2 separate regions of the Mus musculus genome follow, and region 1 is linked to region 2. The links are chromatin loops, found by intact Hi-C in ENCODE. Cell type or tissue: left cerebral cortex. All regions are shown on one strand. Each heading gives the region's core, and the rest is flanking DNA. Links, peaks and the distances in the headings are about the cores only.

What was found. Hi-C counts contacts between places; a loop is a spot of excess contacts. Peaks named below come from ENCODE experiments on the same cell type or tissue, not always from the same donor. Only the 100,000 strongest peaks of a DNase experiment are listed, where the experiment ranks them.
Region 1: it touches region 2 in a loop (3-fold over the local background); 1 of 42 quality-filtered maps calls a loop at or near these places.

Annotation. Positions count from the first base shown.
Region 1 is chr1:52,157,439-52,160,356 of GRCm38, forward strand. It overlaps Stat1 (signal transducer and activator of transcription 1), which reads left to right. Exons shown (of 25, transcript NM_009283.4): 25 at 1,845-2,918. The coding sequence ends at 1,859. Among named protein-coding and RNA genes, the nearest start is that of Stat1, 39 kb to the left of the region's middle. In left cerebral cortex, for the core only: no CTCF peak of the experiment used is centred there; DNase peaks (open chromatin) are centred at 1,160, 1,653 and 1,796; H3K27ac peaks cover 1,913 bases.
Region 2 is chr1:52,279,102-52,282,019 of GRCm38, forward strand. No RefSeq gene overlaps it. Among named protein-coding and RNA genes, the nearest start is that of Gm31867, 22 kb to the left of the region's middle. In left cerebral cortex, for the core only: a CTCF peak has its summit at 1,266; a DNase peak (open chromatin) is centred at 1,288; H3K27ac peaks cover 1,327 bases.

The sequences.
Region 1 (2,918 bases), core at 202-2,701, 120 kb before region 2:
GCTGCTTTCAGTATGCTGGAAGGTGATATCATGGGGCCTTTGACACCCTCAAACAAATTCCAGGAAACGGGTTTGTAGTCTTTGGACACCCCCTGTAGCTATTCTATTCCAGTGGGTTTTTTGTTTAATCTATGGAATAAAGATATACAGATACAATAAATTAGCAAATGTCCACTCATCGCAGTAGTCTCCAGATGAACCCCCAACAATCTCAGGGGCTCTAGCAGGGGCCCTACTCTTAGACCAGGGAAGAATGAGATGGGCCTGTCAAGTCACCGTAACGCCACCACGATGTGCTCTGTCCTCGAGCTTATTCTTGACTTCTGTCCAACATTTGCTTTTGGAATTATAGCATATGAGCTAAGTGAGATGACTCTGTCTGTAATCCAGGCAGTCAGGAGGCTGAGACAGGAAGGTCTCCTGGTGGAGGCCACACAGGGCTACATCCTCTGTCACAAAATAAGCAAATGGAATTAGTTGTGTGCTCTGAGGTGGAGGTGGCCCATGGGCTAAAAAGGTAGTCAGGGTTGATGGTTGGTCCAGCCTTGGCTCTCAGGCTCCAGAGGAATTGTGCACGAGGGCCAGTATACCAGCGCTGCTCTCTGTAATATGACTTGGGTATTTATTTAGTCTAACATTTCCATACAAGTCCCTATGGACTGGAATAGACCTAGCCTACTTTCCTAGAGGCCTTTGCCCAGAGCTCATATTAACAGATTGTCTACTATTTTTCTTCTGTTGTATTGGACATTTTATACATGCTTTCAGACTTTATACTTTGACCAGACCTTATGTGTTAGGCACTGTTAGCCAACTTCGCACATGAAGAACTTGAGGTTAACAGAGGTTAGTAAGCCAGTCACATAGTTAGAGGATATGGGTGCAGGTTGTGTTCATCTCTCTCTCCTCTTCTCCCCTGCTTCTACAGTACACCATTTTATAGAATGGTGCCATCGGCCACACTGCAACTGGAGGCAAACCCTTCAACATGCTTTTCAGTCTAAAATTGCTTTCCTAAAACTCAAGAGGCTTTCTTTGCAATCTAGCGGTGTGTTTGTGTTGGGGCACTCAAGGGTTACAGAATTCTCCACTGTGGTGCTGTCCTATACCCTGAAGGACGTTTAGCAGCACCCTGGCCTCTACTCTCTAGAATACCTGATGCCAATAGCACACACATGCCCATACCCTGCAACAGCTGGGTCAGAAATGCCTTCAGAGCGGCCCGCCGAGGAACAGAGCCACCTCTAAGACATCTGGAACTGCACCAACATGGAAGTCAGAGTCAGGGGCAGGCCAGTGTTCTATGAGGAACACTTTGCTGACTCCTGTATCCAGGGCAGCTCGCAGACTAGGGAGGGAGCTGAGGCGCTTGACAGTGATTTTACTTCTGATTTACTGGCCCACGTCTGAAACACTGGCTTTGCTTAGTTTGCTTACTCAGTGGCCTTTAAGGGAAGGTCATCAATTCCCTCCCCCCGCACCCCCCCCCCACCCCGGCACATGGCTCAGCATTTCCTCACACCGTTTTGAATGAGCCGAATTGCCGTGCTGCTGTCCCCAGACTTGCATAACAGCAGAAAGCTTTATATAGTGTGTCTGGGATGAGTCACAGCATTAATCCAGGAGGCCAGACAGTAATAACCCATCAGTTTAGGTGGTGTAAAAGGCCCTGATTAGTTCCAGAAGAATGAGAGGACGCACTAGCCCTTCTGGTTCCATGGTGGTGGTTTGCTGTAGGGGGCATTCTCCTGCTCGCTATTCTAGGGAGGGCAATGGTGTGAAATGCATGAATCACATGTCCCAAAGTCCGTGTACTGAACCTACCTACATTCTGTCTCTTGCAGATGAGCACAGTATAAACACGAATTTCTCTCTGGCGACATTTTTTTCCCATCTGTGATTCCTTCCTGCTACTGTTCCTTCATATGCAGTATTTCTAGGGAAATGCAAGAAAGAAAGAGCATCACATTTGCTGAGCACTGCTGGTAGAAAGTGGATATTTCTCTAATTAGAAACCTGTTACTCTGAAGGACTTCATGCATCTTACTGAAGGTGAAATGGAAAGTCACTTAACACAAAATGGATTTTGTAAACAAAGACCAAGAGATCCACCCAAGCACCAGGACTAGAGTGCGAGTATTTGGGGCAAGGTGAGGAGAACGGTCACTTTAGTAATGGTCTGTAATCAGTGCCCAAGTGCTGCACATCACTGGAAAGAGACATACTTATGGGGGAGGGGCCTTCTTGATGGAGGAATGTTTCTGTCCCGGGAGACATTGGCACTTCCCCTCTCCTGGATGGCCGGAAGTCTTCCACTGTTTTACATATGGCACAGTTCAAAGTCAACTTTAGATCCAATGCTCTATCAAACTATAGTGGGCATCCTTCATGTGAGTGGGAAGAAAACAACCGTGCTCCTTACTGCAGCTTCTGCCAAGGCATGGTTGCTCTCCTCAGGGACTAGCTTTGTTGGTGGCAATGGCTACACAAAACTAAACACCAACAGAAGTAAGACCATTTTCATGAGTACTCCATCAAGTTAAAGGGTTTTTGTTGTCTTTTTGGTCATGGATTGAATAAAATTGTCTTTGCACATCCATTAAGGGGGCCAGCTTTCTTAAAGCAATTTTTCTTTTTTTTTAACTAAAATTAGATATAGGTGAACTCATGTTTTTTAGTGGGCTGAACTTATCGGTTTTAGCTGGTTGTCTTAATTAGCCATAAACTTGGAGAAAGCAGTGACTTCTTGAATCCTTAGCCAAATATGAGTATCAGATAATTTTATTATTTTTTTTTCGAGACAGGGTTTCTCTGTGTAGCCCTGGCTATTCTGGAACTCACTCTGTAGATCAGGCTGGCCTGGAACTCAGAAATCCGCCTGTCTCTGCCTCCCGAGTGCTGGGATTAAAGGTGTGCAC
Region 2 (2,918 bases), core at 137-2,636:
GCACCCTATCTTACAATGAAAAAAAACCACAAATGCTTAAAACCTAAGGTGTGTTCTATCAGGGATTGGATGAAATATGCAATCTGGAGGCAGTTGTTTTTAAGTAAGGAAAATATAGTGAGCAGGCACTGCCAATCAAATCCCTGGCCAAATCTTGGCAAGTTTTCTTTGCCAGTGTTGCCATCCCACGGACAGTGAGAAGCACTGTGGTGGTCCTTGCCTCCATTTCTCTTCCATCTCTCTGTGCTTACTTTCACTTTTGTCCCCACCGCCCCTTTTTTCTTTCTCATATCCTAGAAGAATGAGGTCTCAGGAGCATGGGAAGCAAGCAGCATCACACTCTCAAACAGGTTCAGAAGAGCAGCTGTTAATAATTCATGGCAGCCTTCCTTGGTTCCCTCTCCAAATACCGTGAACACAATGGACTCCTGTGTCACTAGAATACGAAACAATGACCTGTCTTATATCCACCCTGGGTTGGGCAGGGTGTGCCCTGGTCAGGAAGAGTCAAGAAAGAGCATAGAAGATACAGCAGCCACCATCACTCATGTCTCAAAAAACTTACTGGGCAGTCTTCCAAATTCTCATTATATATTTGTCCTGGTCTTTAAAAAAAATCAACATGATTAGCTACTTTGACAAATGCACTCCTCAAAATACAAACAGTGGTATTTTAAAATCATAAAAGTAAAAACAAAATTTTAAGTACTGTGTGCTTTGCTTATTTCACTGATATATGTATATATACCTGGAATCCATTTGTTAAAAAATCTCAATCTTTGAAAGGATTAACATACACTTTAAATGGAAATCTTCATATGACTAAGCTTTTCAAGTAGTTTCTTCTACTTAATATTTAACATTTACTTCACCTTTTGATTAAACCATTGGAACGGCTGGAAGAATTCCCATGTGGGAAAATACCACACTAGGAGTCAAAACAATTGTCAGCCACTAACAATCCAGCTCAAAGTGGTCAAACAAATTTTCTAGAGACAAAACATGGTGCCATGGTCACTAGGGAGGACTAGGAGGGACTGAGGCCCAGGAAATAGCATGTCAGGATGCCCTGACGGGAAGCTGTAGATAGGGAGAGAGCCTCGTAAACAAATGAGATTAAGGAAATCTGGAAATTAGAGAAAAGAGAAGAGGATGCCCGGGTCTGTACAAAGACGAGAAACTATAACAGGTTGGTGGCAAATCCTGTCTGCTTTTCTAGTTTTCCTGAGGATGAGCTCAGCTAAGAGAGCTAAACATTGCCTCTGCTGGCACAGGAGCAGCAGGATTCTGCTTCTGCCAGGAGGCGGAGGAGGTGTCCCGTGGGTTGCTGAATACCCCTTAGAACAAACCTCCAGGCTATTCTTTGTTTGACTGCTTTTCACAACCTTCTATGAGCAGCACTACACTCTTGTCCCCTCTTCTTGCCCAGACTGAGAACTTTTAGCATCATGTGAGAGTGACTCTAATTCCTCTCAGAATGCCACTGATATATACAAGAGGTTTTATGAATTCAGATTCAATCCATGAATTCATATTACAGCTAGCCCTCTTTGTCCTCAAATGTGCGTGCATACCATTATGTTTTTCTGTTCTTCTCAAATGATGCCCTTCATCCATCCTGATGTCTCTCCTTCCTCATTAATATTTAATTCTCGAATTATGTCAGAGCCCAGAACTCATTGCAATAACATCCCCTTTACTGTTAGTAAACATGTCTAATTAGTCATCCATATAAAATTCATCCCCTTAGGCAGAAGGACGGTATAATGCTTAGGCATACTTTTTCATATATAGAAGCACAGGTTTTGATTGCTACTCCATCTTCATCCTTCATGGTGTCCCACGACTATAAGTACTCAATAGAAATGTGTAATCCCAATGATTTATTCATTAATTCATTTACTCACGAAATGTCTGTTAAACAGCTATTGTCGGAAATAGTCTTTCAATTGGTAATAGTACAAAGATATGATCCTGTAGAGAATTTTAATCCAGGAATGTGGCTGTTTTGGCAAGGGATAATAGCCAAAGGTCTTCTAGGTCTGTGTGATCCCAGCTGGTAATACAGACACATCTTTAATCTCAGGAGACAGAGGGAAGCCAATCTCTGAGTTACTGGTTAGTTCATATTGTTGTTCCTCCTATAGAGTTGCAGACCCTTCAGCTCCTTGGGTGCTTTCTCTAGCTCCTCCATTGGGGGCCCTGTGTTCCATCCAATAGATGACTGTGAGCATCCACTTCTGTGTTTGCCAGGTACTGGCACTCCCAGTAACTGGAACCCTCTATCCTGAGTTTCCTGATTTAAAAGTTAGTCTAGTCTCTGTCTGCTTATCTTATCTTTCAGACTCTTGGAATACTCTCTGAGGATAGCCTGCCCATGCCACATACGTCCTATAAGAGTTATTCACCAATTTCACTTTTCACCTTTGAAAGGGAGTTGTCCGAGATCAGGTATATGATATGGTATATAGGTTTACAGATCTGATATGTTGACACTGCAGCTGTTCCCTCTAGACAGAAACTGGATCCTGAAGGTTCACAGCACTTTGAACAGAATGCCAGAGAAAGAGTTCATAGGAAGTAAGGAGAGGAAAGATACTAAAGACAGTTCCACAAAAACAGCTTTCTAGCTTTGGGCTCACAGGGCACAAGGTCAAGCCAGACTAGAGCTGCCTCATCTCGTCTCCCCATTCCAAGAGAGGATTCAATTTGCAATAATTCTGAATAGGATCCTATATGGTGTCATTCTGCGCAGGCTATGCAGGAAGAATATCTGCATACGGTACTGACATGCTGTGTTCACGTAGCCATCCTGAGCAGCCATGAAATACAGGATTCCAACCCAATATGGTTTCCCCGATGGACACCCCCTCCCTGCCCCCATTCATTCAGCAGAAAGGCAAGTGCTGAAAACAGTG